Linked DNA regions of Homo sapiens: region 2 is linked to region 1. Evidence: chromatin loops called from intact Hi-C (ENCODE). Cell type or tissue: CD14-positive monocyte. All regions are shown on one strand. Each heading gives the region's core, and the rest is flanking DNA. Links, peaks and the distances in the headings are about the cores only.

What was found. Hi-C counts contacts between places; a loop is a spot of excess contacts. Peaks named below come from ENCODE experiments on the same cell type or tissue, not always from the same donor. Only the 100,000 strongest peaks of a DNase experiment are listed, where the experiment ranks them.
Region 2: a loop joins it to region 1, with 2.5 times the contacts of the local background. A loop is called at or near these places in 2 of 110 quality-filtered maps.

The regions. Positions count from the first base shown.
Region 1 is chr12:12,005,735-12,014,066 of GRCh38, forward strand. No RefSeq gene overlaps it. Among named protein-coding and RNA genes, the nearest start is that of BCL2L14, 61 kb to the right of the region's middle. RefSeq lists enhancers at 2,738-3,618, 3,284-3,413, 3,619-4,499, 4,394-4,513, 4,500-5,380 and 3 more. In CD14-positive monocyte, for the core only: CTCF peaks have their summits at 2,806 and 3,006; DNase peaks (open chromatin) are centred at 3,707, 4,687 and 5,727; H3K4me3 peaks cover 1,866 bases; H3K27ac peaks cover 4,396 bases.
Region 2 is chr12:11,852,809-11,861,140 of GRCh38, forward strand. It overlaps ETV6 (ETS variant transcription factor 6), which reads left to right. Exons shown (of 8, transcript NM_001987.5): 4 at 619-753. Among named protein-coding and RNA genes, the nearest start is that of ETV6, 210 kb to the left of the region's middle. RefSeq lists an enhancer at 2,353-2,929. In CD14-positive monocyte, for the core only: no CTCF peak of the experiment used is centred there; DNase peaks (open chromatin) are centred at 2,733, 3,323 and 4,393; H3K4me3 peaks cover 2,819 bases; H3K27ac peaks cover 6,127 bases.

The DNA.
Region 1 (8,332 bases), core at 15-8,014:
AAAGTTTGTCTGGTCTGCAGGGCAAATTTTTTTTATGAATGACAAGAGAAGCACAGGAGGCAAATGAAATTTTACATAAATCTTCCAGTACTTCATCTCAGTGTAGAATCTGAATTATGAAAGATCGACTCAGTAGATACCACATTCCAGGAGTTTAGAGATATAATCTCATTATTTTTCAACCTTTGTTTCTAGGTGTAATTTACACCTAATTTTTTTTTTTTTTTTTTTTTTGAGATGGAGTCTTGCTCTGTCGCCCAGGCTGGAGTGCAGTGGCGCGATCTCGGCTCACTGCAAGCTCCGCCTCCTGCGTTCACGCCATTCTCCTGCCTCAGCCTCCCGAGTAGCTGCGACTACAGGTGCCCGCCACCGTGCCCGGCTAATTTTTTTTGTATTTTTAGTAGAGACGGGGTTTCACCGTGGTCTCGATCTCCTGACCTCGTGATCCACCCGCCTTGGCCTCCCAAAGTGCTGGGATTACAGGCATGAGCCACCGCGCCCGGCCACACCTAATTTTTAAACAAGCGGAGATTCTTCTAAGCCAGTTGCCATTATCATTATCTAAAATGTATTTGATTTACTATTTACAAAGCATTTTCCTTATGCTATCATATTAAACACTAAACAACCCTTATAATCAAGATTAAAAGTAGGTCATAGGCTCTAACTCTGACATCTTCACAGAATAATTTTTGATATATTTGTGAAATAACGAGATGGCAGGTAAGGCGGAAAAGAAGCCTCCCAAACAGGCAAGAAGAGTAGATGGCAGAGGCACAGAGAAGGAGATGGAGAGACATGGAACCAAAAGGAGGGGTCACAAGAGGAAGAGTATCGTCCAAAAGTAATGTGGGGATGGGCTCTGAAGCAGGGAAGAGGGCGGCGGTCTTTGAAGTTGGCCTCGATGGTGGTCTTTTTTTTTTTTTTTTTTTTTTTTTTTTTTGAGACAGAGTCTTGCTCTGTCGCCCAGGCTGGAGTGCAGTGGCGCGATCTCGGCTCACTGCAGGCTCCGTCCCCCAGGGGGTTCACGCCATTCTCCTGCCTCAGCCCTCCGAGTAGCTGGGACTACAGGCGCCCGCCACCTCGCCCGGCTAATTTTTTGTATTTTTAGTAGAGACGGGGTTTCACCGTGTTAGCCAGGATGGTCTCGATCTCCTGATCTCGTGATCCGCCCACCTCGGCCTCCCAAAGTGCTGGGATTACAGGCGTGAGCCACCGCGCCCTGCCCAGGCCCGGCTAATTTTTGTATTTTTAGTAGAGACGGGGTTTCACTATGTTGGCCAGGCTGTTCTCAAACTCCTGACCTCAAGTGATTCACCCTCCTCAGCCTCCCAAAATGCTGGGACTACAGGCGTGAGTCACCATGCCCAGCCCTCAGTGGTGGTCTTTGAGGTTGGTATCACAGATTGTGGGGAGGGAGACACATAATGTGTGGGGTAGGAAATTCGTGAGAATGTTTAGAGGCAGTAAGTCCCTGAGGCAGGGATGACATAGGAGTCTATAGAGACCTGAACTTGTCAACAGGAAAATAAAAGATATTTTTAGGTGTCTGTGTCATTAAAGGACTTCTATGGGTGGGCGTGGGCCGTAAGGTTTGACTAAGAGCAGTAAAATGGGGAGTAGGTAACAGGTCACAGAAAATGGAAATCGGTCATTACTGTTTGTTTGAGATTCCATCAGTGTCTGGGGCTGGTTGGTCTCATTGGGGAAAGGAGCATCTTGAGTGGGAAGGATGCCCAGGAAATCCAAATAGACTAGCAAAGTAGCCAAGAATACAGAAATGCCCTCATCACCTCACCAAAGCCCGTGTCCCCTCATGTTGCTCTGGGAGGGCTGGGCCACCCACAGGAGACTTGCACAGGTTCCGGGGACCCCAAGCTGCTGGCAGAGCCCCCCACCAAGTCCTGTCCAGCTTCTGGGGCTCTGTGAGCAGCATGAGCCAATCCTCCTCACACACATGCAGAGCCTCAGAGAAGGAGCATCATCCTCCATCCTGCTGCCCAGGACAAAAACCTGGAAATTCTCCTTGACTTTTCTCCCACTTTACTCCCCAAGTCTAATAGGCTCTAGGTCCTTATATCTCCCAAATCCACTCACCTCTTGCTATCCCCATAACCACTAACATAGTTCTGGAACCCACCACTGAAGCGTGTTCTAACTTCCTCCCGTCTGTCTTCCTTCCTGTCACTGAAAAACTGATGGCAGTCCTTCCTCTGCTTATACCTCTTCATCAGCTCCCTTCCACCATTAGAATAAGGCCCGAACTTCCTAACGTTGCTTCGATATCCGCATGAGCTGGCCTCTGGTCTCCTCTCCGGCTCTCACCAGGCTTCCCTGCCAGCTTTGTCCCGCCATACCAAACTACTTCCAGTCCCATACAAGTGCCTGTCTCCCTTTCACTCCTGGACTCAGAAAATTCATCTTGCTTTCTCTGGAAATCATCTTAACCTCACGCCCCTTACCCTTGGCCCCATCAGGCCAGATTCCCTGGGTTAATTCCTGTTCTTGAGACTTCGGCTGTGATGTTTCCTACTTCACAGCTCTTTCGGGGCTGGGTGAGCGGCCCTAACTTTGTGCTGCCGTAGCCACTTGCATTTGCCAAAACCAGAGCATATCATCCTCTGCATCATAGTGGGTTTTTTTTTTCCCACTTATCTGTCTCTCCATCTAGATCTGTGGTTCTCTACTCCCTGTAAAATAAATTAGAGTCATTGTTTTTTAAAAAAAATGCTAATGCCTATTAAACAAAAATCTCTTGAGGTGGATCTGGGCATCAGAGTTTTTTAAGTTTCCCCCAAATAATTCTAGTGGGCAGCCAGCGGTGGGCGCCACTGAGCCAGACGGTCTTTGTTGCCAGTGCACAGGGAACAATCCTCAGTGTCTGTTACACAAATGAGTCTCTGATCATTCCACTTTGGTCTGCAGGGCAAAAACTCTACAGAGAGGGCATGGAGAGGAAGAGATGGGTCTTGAAGAAGAAACTTGCACTAGGGAGGACCCACACCTCCCCCCTGACTCCAGCTCCCTCTGGTACAAAACCCCAAAGCTGAGCTGTGGGCCCAGCCCCACCCACATGCAACTCTGCGCTGTTGGAAAGGCTTGGAAGTCAAACAGCAATCTACTCCTCTTCATGGAGGCAAGGATAAATTTTCTTTTCAAAACACTTTAAATTTTATCACCTCTTCAGAACAAGTACATGAATGAATAAACTGAGGCTCCAAGAGACTGTGAGTGGCCCTCGCCTCAAATCTCTAGAGCAAGGCAGAGCAGAAATCAATACGTGACTCCCCAGGAGCAATTGGCCTCGTCCTGGGTGGCCTCTGCGCCCACCCTAACTCTCCTGCCTCCTAGAGCAGGCAGGGCTCGCCCCGAACCACCCTGCCTCCTAGTGCTGACAGAGGCACATCTGCAGGGTGAAGAATCTGCAGGCAGGATGCAGAGAGTGGGAGGAGGAGGACAATTTCGCACCTGAGTGATCCTTTTCATAAAAATGGGATCACGTTACTTCCTACTAAGAGAAGGGAAATGTTATCCGAGAATGTGGGGCTCTCATTCTCGGATATGAGAATGTCTCTGCCAACAATGCCTGGCCTGATCTTACCTACCCCACTTCACCAGGGGCACTCACAGCTAGAATCTGCTGAGAACCCTCAGGCTCTCAATGGGTGTGACTCATCTCTTCCTCTATTCCCTCTCTGTAGAGGTTTTGCCCTGCAGACCAAAGTAGAGCGATCAGAGACTCATTTGTGTAACAAACATTAAGGGTTGTTCCCTGGGCACTGGCAACAAAGGCCAACCCGGCTGGCTCTCTGAGCTCAAGAAATCACAGCATGGCTCAGCGGTGCTCATTGCTGGCTGCCCACTAGAACTATTTGAAGAAACATAAAACTCTGATGCCCAGACCCACCTCAAGGGTTTTGTTTTGTTTTGTTTGTTTTTTGAGACAGAGTCTTGCTCTGTCACCCAGGCTGGAGTGCAGTGGTGTCATCTCAGCTCACTACAACCTCTGCCTCCCAGGTTCAAGGACTCCTCCCACCTCAGCCTCCCAAATAGCTAGGATTACAGGCACACACCACCATGCCTGGCTAATTTTTTGTATTTTTAGTAGAGACAGGATTTCACCATGTTGGCCAGGCTAGTCTTGAACTCCTGACCTCAAGTGATCTGCCCGCCTTGGCCTTTCAGAGTGCTGGGATTACAGGTGTGAGCTACCGCACCCAGCCAAGAGATTGTTTAATCAGCAAAAGGCTGGGCAGGGCAGTGGGGCCTAGGGCGGCACTTGCTATCAGATGTCTGGAGGGCAGGGTTGGCTTTGGCCATAGATGGACCTCGGTTCAAATCCTGGCTGGCCATACCACTTACCAGCTCTAGACCTAGAGCAGGTTAACATCATGAATCTAAACTACTTACCACTTAACAAAGTGAGTGACTATCTATAACTGTTGCCGTTGTTACAAGAAATCCACTTAGTAACTGCACTGAAAGCCCCTCATCCCCAAAAGGCAAGAAATGGGGAACAACCGGGTGACTAAGGAAAACTGCAAGTGAAAGCAGCTGTAATTTCTCTCGCTGTGGTTTGCGGTGCTCAACACTCTTGCTTGGCTGGTTGTCTTGGAGGGTTAATGAGGTCTCTGCTGAGTGTCCTCAGCTTAGCAATGGGCAGTGGGGCTCTGTTCACAGTCTCATCCCGGCCACGTGGCCTCCCGGGTTCAGACACCCTAGGCTGATGCTGTGGTTCCATGTGCCTGAACACGAGCATCCGAACTCATTTCCGGCCTGCCTGTCCCCCCATGCAACGGCTCCTGAAAAAGGGGAACCAAATGCTGCCCATTTCACCCCCATCAATAGCTGACAACGCCTGGGTTCCTGCTCTCCTGACATTCCCACTCATTGTCGTCAGTGGAGCGAGCAGGCAGAGGGGAAGTGAGCTGCCTATCAGCCCCTGCAATCAGAAAAAGAGCCGGGTGCCTTTAAGACGAAGGTGGTGGGCAGCCATCCATCTTCCCTAAACACACACTCGCCTTGTTCTTCCATTTCTGGCTGAGTGATAAAAACGTTAAATGTCATTTCCTGTATCAGTGGTTAACCACTAGATGCTGGATCAGAGATTTACCAGAAGTGCTGAAGTTATGGAAAAAAAATAAATAAACCTGCTGTTTTCAATAACCCTTTCTTGCACCCTGTGGGAACTATGTAACCTCTGGGGAGGGGGCTGCGAGGGGGTCGCTGGATTTGACTTGGGCAACACACTTAGGACTAGATTTACCAAATGCTTTCTTATGCTTCATATAGGAAGTGAAGAGAGACAAAATGTAACCATCCTATACCTGTCCCCAAGTGCGCGTGTGTGTGTGTGTGTGTGTGTGTGTGTGTGTGTGTGTGTGTGTGTAGAAACGCTGGGAAAAGCAGGAGGAAAAATCATCCACGTGCCTTCTTTGCCCACCTCTCTCAGGATATCTTGCAGTCATTTTGGTTTTATTGACCCAGGGTTTTTGCAGAGGACAGTTGCCCTGACTATTCGATTCCCTCAGCTTCCTGCAACAATCAATGTCCTCCAGTGACAAGAAGGCTTCCTGGGGGAAAACATGCTCCCAGGAAACTCCTGAGAGGTGGAGAGCCCAGCTCAATCCTTTGTTGTGTCCTCTTCTTCTTTCAGTTGCTCCATTAAATTAATCAAGAGCTCAGAAAAGGGAAGGCCTGGCTTAGCCCCCAAGGAGAGGTGACTGGACCGACTGCAGCCTGCCCACAGCTGTACTCCAAGCCCAGCCATGCGCTTCTGACCTGAGGTCAACTCCCCACATACAGCTGCCCTGGGCTCCTCCCTGCGGCCTCCCAGGCACTCCCCTCAGTCTGGACATATAAGACTTAGGAGCTGCACTTTGTTCTAGCAATTCCATTTCCTTCCCAGTGCCAGTTGGGATGTGCTGTGCACACCAAGTGCCCCTAGCTCCTCACCTACCTCTGGGATCACTGACAGTCCTGCTTTACCTGGGACCGAAGGGATTCATGGGGCGGCCGGGGCGGGGGAGGGAGGACTTTTGTTTCTAAAACTGGGAAAGTCCCAGGCAAACCGAAATGAATTGGTCACCCCCGCAACAGATACAATGGTTTGCATAGGCACTTGCACGTTCTATGTCAGAACGGTGGCCAAGAAATAAAAAATAATAAATATGATTTAAAAACCAGAAAATAATTTTTAAAAAATTTAATAAACATAAGATAATTTTTTTAATAAAATTAAAAAAAAAAAGAAACTGGCCAAACTTGAGAACAGATCTAGCCAGGGTACTGAGAACTGCAGACGGCATTGCATGGTATAAGAGTTCCCTGGGGAGATAGGACGGAGCGCATCACAGATCTCCCACTGCACCTGGCGCATACCTAGAAGTCATCCTCTCTCAATTCAATAGTTACTAGAGGAGATCTGAAATCAAAGTCAGAATCAGAAGGGAAAAGAGCATGGGAAAACGTACATTCCACTAAATCTCTTGTAGGCCTCTGAAACTGAAACTTCTTTTTCCTTCCTCGCGCCCTTGAGTACCAACACCATCAGCCCCCCTGGTGCCCAGGACACAAAGATTCGAGAGATGCATTGCTCTTTACTCTGCCTCGCTCCCACTTCATTTTATTATTATACCTAGACCTGATTTCCTGCCACCTAGGATCTCTCCTCTCCACTTCCACTTCTATGACTATCCTTCCGCTGTCTCTGCCCTCAAAGACTGGCCTCCATCCTCTCCAACCTCAATTTCATCTGCTCCCTGGCATGTTAGATGCTCCCTACTTTTTCAAATTATATTCGAGAAGTGTTTATTGAATACCTAGATCAGAAGGATGCCAGAGAGGTCGCACCCGGATTTCATATGGCATTGGACATTTCTCATGGATGCCTTTTTGAATGACACCATCTGTAACATCTTACTGACTGAGAAAACCTCCTGGACACTGCCAGCAAAGCTGGGCATGGCCTCCCTTGCTTCCTGGTGCAAATTGCCACTTAGCCCTCATTACATTGCTATGACGACTACTTTCTGTTTCCATCTTGTCTACCAGCTGCGAACCCCAGTGTCTTATTTACCCTGTTTTCCCAGGTCAATCCCAGACCTTGACAGATAGTGGCCATTAAATACATGTAGAAAAGAAGATGGTCTGGAGATGAAAGGGGGAAATATTGGGTGGATGCTATTATACTTCAATGGGTCTGTAGCCATTTGAACATATACATTTCAAAGGCTATTGATTATGGTTGGATCAACCTGGAAGATGATCCCTATTAGAGAACCAAAGGTCTCAGCCCTGGGCCCTATCCTAATGTTTTTACAAACTTCCTGGATAAAGATTAAAAAGGTACCCAAAACAGATTTACAGATAAAACCAAAGCTGGGAAGTATCACTAATATGTAGAATGCTAGAATTCATGTTCCAAAATTGTCTTGGCTTATGAGATGGATAGACCAAAACTAAGAAGGTAAAAATACACACCCAATTAGTGTAAAGGCTACACTCGTAGTAGCACCATCACTAGCACAATGAGGAAGATGTGGTTCAGCAGCAGTTCGGGTGAAAAACTCCTAGCAATTCCTAGTCTTTGAGCTAGAAGAGAACGTAGAGGACTATCCAATACAGAGAGTCTCAAGCTCTTTTCAAACAATAACATTCATCAAGTGGAATTTCATGCAGAGGCCCTGTAGGTAAAAGAATTTTTTTTTTTTTGGGGATGAAGTCTTGTTCTGTCGCCCAGGCTGGAGTGCAGTGGCATGATCTCAGCTCACTGCAACTTCTGCCTCCCAGGTTCAAGCGATTCTCATGTCTCAGTCTCCCCAGTAGCTGGGATTACAGGTGCATGCCACCATGCCTGGCCAATTTTTGTATTTTTAGTAGAGACGGGGTTTCACCATGTTGGCCGGGCTGGTCTCCAGCTGGCTGGTCTCGAGCTCCTGACCTTGTGATCCGCCTGCTTCGGCCTCCCAAAGTGCTGGGATTACAGGCATGAGCCACCGTGGCCAGCCGGTAAAAGAAATTTTTTAAAGGTGCTGCTCTGGTTAGGAGTAAGGGAAAGGGGTCTAACAAGTCAGCCTCCAACCAATTCGCCCCTCCCTGCTATCTTATGAAGACCCCTGAGGCACCCTCCCAAACTCCTGGGGCTCTTCTGAGTGAACACTGTTTGAAAACACAGACCTGAGTCAATCCCCTTGCTCTACACAGCTGCCCATCTGGTGAGTGTCAGAATTCCCCCGAACCCTCTAATCCCTCAGCCGGCTTTATTTTGTGTTGCATTTCATTTTTCTTTATAGTTTTTGGCCCTCCATGGCACTGTATGCTGCACTTCACT
Region 2 (8,332 bases), core at 26-8,025, 150 kb before region 1:
ATAGTATTAACAGGGCTTCTGTATCTTAGTGATGATGGGATTCTAGGTCATGTTTTGTTTTCTTTCTGATTTTCTGCCTTTTTAAAACATTTTTGGGGCCGTGCACGGTAGCTTACACCTGTAATCCCAGCACTTTGGGAGGCCTAGGCGAGTGGATCACTTGAGCTCAGGAGTTTGAGACCAACCTGAACAGCATGGTGAAACCCTGTCTCTACTGAAAATACAAAAATCAGCTGGGTGTGTTGGTTCGCACCTGTAGTCCCAGCTACTTGGAGGGCTGAGGTGGGAGGATCACTTGAGCCTGGGAGGTGGAGGTTGTAGTGAGCCGAGATCGTGCCTCTGCACTTCAGCACTGGCAACGGAGCGCAACCCTGTCTCAGAAAAAAAGTATACGATTTTCATAATCAAAAAAGTTTGATTTACAACTTCACATCGCTCTGACCTTTTGAGTTTCAAGTGCTGCATTCTGTGCCCCATGAGCTTGGTGAGGGTAGGAGGTGGCAGGTGCGCTCCAATTGTATCTTTGGCACCGTGCCAGGCACTTAGCTGCTGCTCCGTAGATCGTTGTTGGAAAAACATCTTTCCATTTCTCGATTTCCCTTTCCTTTTTCTTTCCAGGTGATGTGCTCTATGAACTCCTTCAGCATATTCTGAAGCAGAGGAAACCTCGGATTCTTTTTTCACCATTCTTCCACCCTGGAAACTCTATACACACACAGCCGGAGGTCATACTGCATCAGAACCATGAAGAAGGTACTGGAAGAGGTTTCTCTTTTCTTGCCTGAGGTTTAGACAAATCCAGGAAGTTTAATTGTTAACTTGATAAGCTGGTCTTCTTCGTGTAAGTTCACTTTTCATTCAGTAGACAATTATTGAGTGCTTACTATGTACAAAATACACTCTTGGTTCCCTGAAGCTCACGATCAAAGCGAAGCAGTGAGATGGATGTACACAGAAGCACAGAAGCGTAACCATATAGTAGGCACCGTAAAGGTGTGGTGGAAGGGTCCATGACAGCCAGGTGCAGGAAGCAGGGTCTTCTCATAAAGGAAGCAACTCTGGAGTATGCCTTAGAGCAGTGCTCCCCACCCTTTTTGGCACCAGGGACCAGTTTTGTGGAAGACAGTTTTTCCACCAACAGTGGAGGTGAGGGATGGTTTGGGATGATTCAAGTGCATTACATTTATTCTGCACTTCATTTCTATTATTACATTATCATACATAATGAAATAATTATACAATCCACCATAATGTCGAATCAGTGGGAGCCCTGAGCTTGTTTTCCTGCAACTAGACGTTCCCATCTGGGGGTGATGGGAGACAGTGACAGATCATCAGCCATTAGATTCCCGTAAGGAGTGTGCAACTAGATCCCGCGCATGCACAGTTCATGATAGCGTTTGTGCTTCTATGAGAATCTAATGCCGCTGCTGATCTGACAGGACGTGGGACTCAGGCGGTAATACGAGCAGTGGGGAGCAGCTCTAGATACAGATGAAGCTTCACTCACTTGCCCCCACCGCTCACCTCCTGCTGTGCAGCCCAGTTCCTAACAGGCCATGGACTGGTACCAGTCAGTGACCTGGAGGTTGGGGACCCCGCCTTAGAAATCCAGCAGGATTCTGATAAGCAAGGATGAAGTGAAGAACATTCCAGGCAAAGAAAATGACGTAAGGGTGGGGTAAGGCTTTGAAATAGAGAGCAATTAGATGACTTGGATTATAAAGCTTATCTTCTCCCACTCTTTTATTACAGAAAATTTCAAACATACTCCAAATAGAATAAAATAAATAAACCCTTCTGAGCCATCACCCTTGCCTTCACAATGATCAGCATTTTGTCATTGCAGAGCTAGTCCAAGGAGCTTAGCTTGGAACCAGAGTGTGGAGAACTTTGATTTCTGGAATATGGAGGAAAGAAATGGGAAGTCATTGGAGAGTTTTTTAGCAAGGGGTAATAAAAGTTGGAAGAAGGAAAGAAAAAAAAACCCAAATCTATGAACTCAGTGTTGGGCCAGGGCTTTCTGCATAGGGCACCAAAGGAGGCTGGTTAGAGTTCACTCAGTGGCGGTGTTTATTTCAAGTGTCCCAGTTGTTCCTCTTAATCATTGGTAGAAAGCAAAAGACCAGAATTTAATTTAGGCCCTGGACCTAGTTCCAGAATAGGTGTTGGGGCACAGAAATAGAGTATAAAAACCTTACTTGAGGCCAGGCGCGGTGGCTCACGCCTGTAATCCCAGCACTTTGAGAGGCCGAGGCGGGCGGATCACGAGGTCAGGAGATCAAGACCGTCCTGGCTAACATGGTGAAACCCCGTCTCTACTAAAAATACAAAAAAAAAAAAAAAAATTAGCCGGGCATGGTGGCAGGCGCCTGTAGTCCCAGCTACTTGGGAGGCTGAGGCAAGATAATGGAGTGAACCCGGGAGGTGGAGATTGCAGTGAGCTGAGATTGCGCCACTGCACTCCAGCCTGGGCGACAGAGCGAGACTCTGTCTCAAAAACACCAAACCAAAGCGAAAGGAAACCTTACTTGAGCACCATTGCATTAAACAGTTGAACAGCTTGAGCACTCAGTGATGGATCGTGCCTCTGAGGGTCATGATCCTCCTGCTCGGATTGGTCAGACCACAGACGTCCAAACGTGCATCAGTTTCTTCATGTGTACTTTTCCTTAGGTGCAGATTACTAGGGACCTCAAACCCTGGTCCCTTGGGGCATTTCCTTAAAATGATTGCTCATCCCCAAGAGCAGGGCTAACAATTTTGTTTTGTTGTTGGCAAACCAAAAAATGAGAAGTTTCTTGTTTTTCCTAATTAACACTTCACAAAAGAGAGCCTGACTCCAGGCGATGACACCACCTCCTTGTGCCAAGCATTTCACAGCAGGGCCCCTCGCTTCCGTGATGGAGAACGAACAGCATTTCGTGCACGCTCCCTGCCTTCCTCTCATCCTTTCCTCCCCTCACTCTACCCTTGCTAAATTTAGCAGCTGCCCTCCTCCCCCAATTCAGTTATTCATTCTTTTGCTCTTCCTGCCATGTGCATTTCCGGCTTGCATAATAGCCACCAGCCACTCCAGAGAAGAGGAGGTGGGTTTACTGAAGCTTGACATTAAGGCAAGGAATATATTACCTAGCCTGCCTTTCAGATACAAAGGGTATGTGATGGGTTTTCTTTCTGTCTCTTAGTCTTTCTCTCATTATTTTTTTTGTTAATCTCATTTGGAATTTAGCCCCATTTTATTCCTGAGTGTGATTGGAGGCTTATGGTCTCTCCTCCTCACAGATCCTTCCTCTTTTCCCTTTGGCCTGATTTGACTCAGCAGTAGGTGTGTTTGTTGTTCTCATTTGCAGGAGCTCAGCAATAGAGAAAGCTGGCTTACTCTGAGAGCTGCTCGCAAACCAAGTAAATACAGATGTGCCACCGCATACGCTGTAATGAGCTTTCTCTCAAGTATTATGATGTTGGTGGTTGTGAGCTCAGTAGGTAAGAGGATGGAGCTAATGAGGCCGAGGTCAAGGGTGTCATTGCCCTGCAGACCAGTTAGCTCTGCTTCAGACCCAGCTCTTAAAAGTAGTGCATTTTCAGAGACCATTCCTTAAAGCTCATGGCCAGGAAGCAAGGTCTGAGAGCATGTCCGGGCGCATGTGCTCCAGTGAACAGGTGCACACAACAAGGAGAGAAGTGTAGGTCTTTATCCGGTGGTATCCAGGGAGAAGAGCTTTCCAAGGCACAGAAGTGATATGAAGAGGTGGCCCTCTCCCTATCCTCCTGCCTTTCAGCTATATGGTGCCCTTGATGACAAAGAGAACAAGTAGAGAGGTGCATGGATCAGTACAAGTTTCCTGCCTCCAGCTACTTCCTCTCTCTCTCCCTTCTTCTCCACTGAAAAGAAAAAAATCCAGCTCAACATAAATTGTTTCCAGAATCAATACTGTTCCATTTAATTATGAAGGATAACAGATGATTGATGTGGGCATATGTTAACATACAGAAAGATCTGGTTCTGAAAAAAAAATCTGTCAAGTGAAATTATACATATCAAATATTACTTCCCCAGTGATTTATTTTACATAACTGGGAATACAGTTCCATATAAAAGTATGTTAACCCAAGATGACACATGTTGCTGCCAACTTGGCATAGGTAAGTAGGTAGGTGGGTAGGTAAGTAGGTGGATAGGTGGATAGGAATGACAGAATGGAAAGAGAACAAGGCCCAACTCAGCTGTTAAGCAGCCTGGCACAATGAAGCATGCACGGTCAAGTGCAAACAGAAGGCATCATTCAACCGCCTTGTGATTTCACCTCGTCGTGGCCACAAACTTAACCAGTTCAGACATTCATAATTTCACAATGGGCATTTATATCACAGTACAAATGTGTCTTGCTCAATCTAGCACCAGTTCCCCACATGTATCCTCTATGACTTTCTTACATTGAAACTTACATTGAAATCATGCCTTCGTTAGTAGCCACGTGGCAGTGCTAGAAGCTAGGAAGTTGGTGTTAGCTCAGAGGTTCACCTCCATGCCCTGACAGTAGACGAGGATGATCATCATGCTAATTCAAACTCTCTATATGTGAACATTTGTTACCTCTATAATGTACTCCATTCTGAAATCACATCATGGCTTGAGCAAAGCAGTCCTCAGATTACACTTACCTCTAGAAAAACCAGCATTTTCACTCTTTTTCCTTACTTATTAGTTATGGGAAGGGAGGGTGATTTTATATAATTAGGTTAACCTTATAATTTTTCACCCATACCAACACACTTATGACAGTGACACAGGGCTCCAGCAATAAGTAAGCCAGGACTACATATCAAATATTCAGGCAAAACCAGAACCAGAACCATCCTCGACAAACAAACTGGGGTGAGTGTGTGTGAGTATGTATGTATATTTTAAAGGATGAGATCTGGAAACCGGGAAACCAGGTCCTAACCCTTCATTCTGCCAGAACAGATCATAAGGGCTAAGTTTCTCATTCCTCTGGCTCTGTCTCCCCAGTTATAAGAAGGGGGTTAGGCTAAATGGTTTCTGCAGTCTCTTACAGCTCTCAAATCCCCACATTACGTCCAAGGAACCTGAGTCTTCCTGGGTGATATGAAGATAAGACATATTCCCTTCCCTCAGGGTCTTGAGCATCTAAAATCTAGAAAATCATAGCAGTGTCCTGCCTGGTGTTGCTCAGAAGCGGGAGAAAATCTCTTCTTTCCTCATTTGTCTCACCTTATTCAGAACTTCAGATAATGTTGCCCCTCTGAGAGTGGCAGCAAGAGTAGCGTCATTCACTTATTTCATCATAAAAAGCTCAGTTTAAGGACATTCTTTTTCCTTGACTGTTGTGACTCATTTTATCTTTGTAATATGAATTAGAATGCAGGTAGGTAGTTATGTAGAAAGGAGGTAAAATAAACAATGATATTACTTCCTTCACAAAAACCAGGAGGCAAAGCATCTTTAGAAATATCAAAGCAGTAAATGACTATAAAATAAATTTATTTTGTCACGTGCAGTTGTGATGATAACTTCTTTTCACACCTTAGGTTCTTTTATTTTGGGTTTTATCCCCTTAAATATATATATATATTTTTTTTTAATTGTCATTTGTCCTCTAGTGTTAGAACTACTGGAATATTGGCCCCCCAAAAACTCAACGGAAACATAAAATAAGCCTCCCTTCTGGGCTAAAGTCTCTGAATGAGACCAGCTCCACAGAATCACCCCATGGGACTGGATATGCAGTCTGTAGGGAGAAGGAGCAAGATCCGGATTTCTCAAACGTTCTCATCCCATCACCCCCTTGGAGCTTGATAATTTCAGCTCTTTAGTTGCATCCTGTCCTCTGCCCCATCAAAGAGATTATGGGGCAGTGATTCTTAATCACTTTAATTTGCAGATATTCACACATGCAGGGCTGAGATTGTTTCTGTAGCACTGGATGCAGTTTTAAGGTGGCAGTTCTGCTCTGGGACAGCTCTTTATCACAAGGTAAACATGGAAATCGCAAGTGATGAGGAGAACTTTCAAGCATCGAAGTGCAATTGATCTCAATTTTTCTTACAACTAGCACATGGGAATGGCTCAATAATTGAGAGAAGTCATTTCTTTGTGAAAGATGGAGAGGGTGGCATGTGTTCTGCGATGGCCCACAGAAGTTTTATTTATATGATTGCTTTATTGAGGGGAATCGTACCCCTCCTGCCCCACCACCAAACCCAAGTGCCCAAAGACTGCTTTGGCAGAAGGAAGTTGTATACAATTTTAATGAGATAATTAAAGAAGATGAGGTATATGAATCTGGTTTTTTTTTTTTTTTTTTTTTTTTTTTTTTTTTTTTTTTTGAGAAGGAGTCTTGCTCTGTCGCCCAGGCTGGAGTGCAGTGGTGCGATCTCGGTTCACTGCAAGCTCCACCTCCTGGGTTCACTCCATTCTCCTGCCTCAGCCTCCCAAGTAGCAGGGACTACAGGCATCCGCCACCATGCCCGGCTAATTTTTTGTATTTTTAGTAGAGACAGGGTTTCGCCGTGTTAGCCAGGATGGTCTCGATCTCCTGACCTCGTGATCCGCCCGCCTCGGCCTCCCAAAGTGCTGGGATTACAAGCATGAGCCACCACACCCGGCCTGAATCTGCTTCTTAATAACAAAATAATAGCTAACATTTATTGGGTCCTTGTTGTGTGCCGGCCCTGTTCTAAGCTCTTATATCTTTGAATCATTTAATCCTCACCACAACCCTATAAAGAAGGTGATATTATTACCTCCACTTTATAGATGAAGAAATAAAGATTAAGAGCAATAAAGTAACATGCCCCAAAATCAAGTAGCAACGCTGAGATTTAAACCCAGGTGGGGTTGATGCCAGTGCCTGCATTCATTCCACTGCGCAGAATGAGGAGACCAAAATACATTTTCATAAATATTTGTAGTGTAGGCGCCCTGAAAATAGAGCACATGATTGAAAGACGAGTAGCAGTAGTGGAGATGAGAACGCCAAAGCAGTTTTCAGGTCAGCTGACTGGGGCTACAGTGTGTGGCAGGTCCTGCTTACATTACTGCCAAATTTGTACTAAACAATGTCAAAGATGACTTCTGGGACTCCAAAGTATGTCTAGTTCATAATATTAAAAACTCATGCTGAGTTGGACCGAATTCACCCTTCTAGATCATTAACTCCCTTGGGATGGGCCGTCTTAGCATCACGAAAATCTCCCAGCCTGTGAGAACTGTGGGTTCTGAGCCAGGCACCGGCTTCTGAGAGCAGACACACTGGCTGTCACCTACCCCCTGAGGAGCCAGCCCCTCAGTGCAGGTCACGCCTTGAAAGCTGGCCCCTCTCTACAGCGGCTTAGTAGGTAACAGGTAGACGCATTCTTTAGCTGCTCAAGTCACATCCTGTCACTGGTTGTAAACCCACTCGATTCTCTAGTCTTGCTGGAATCGTGTTGATGACTGCAGGGTCAAGGAGGCTGTGGGCTGGGGTTTGACATCTTTGTTACACATATTAACCACGGAATACATGACAGAGCCAGAGAGCATGCCGGCACGTATATGCGTGCACTCTACATCCCCCGACTACCTGGGTTCTAATCCCAGCTCCCCAGTTTACCGGCTGTGTGACTTCAGGCAACTGCCTTGGGTCTCAGGTCTCTACCTGTAAAAGAAGGAAAATGACAGGACCTATCTCAAAGGGTTGACATAAGAAAGAAATGAGTCTCCAGCCTGGGCGACAGAGTGAGACTCTGTCTCAAAAAAAAAAACAAAACAAAAGAAGAAAGAAATGAGTTAATACGGAAAATGCCCTTAGAATAGCCAAGCATTCGGTAAATGTTATTCATTATCATGATTCAATATTTCTGGCTGTTATTTGGTTGTTTCCCCCCCTCTGTTTGTGTAAATTTTTAATTGGGATAAAATACACAACATTTACAATTTTAACCATTTTTAGGTGTACTTCAGTAGTGGTAAGTCTATTCACAATGTTGTGCAGTTGGTTTTTCCTTCCACTTTTCTTAACCATTCTCAATATCGCAACTACATCCACTTTGTGCAAACATCAGGTTTGTGCACCTTATACGTAGGGAAGGGCCATTGCCTCCCTCACTGTTATCCAAGAACACCTTTGAGGATTCATCTGCACTATGATTTCTGTGGGAAAATACATTTAAAGTGCCAGTCTTCATTACTCTCAGAACACGGCCTGTTTGGAAGTAAGCACTGCTTGCATTTTATGTCCCCTTGCAGTATCTGGCGAGCGCTGGGTCCTCCATGACCCCTTTGGAACCTTTGTATTAATCTTCTGGCTGTCTCCTTTAAGAACTACAA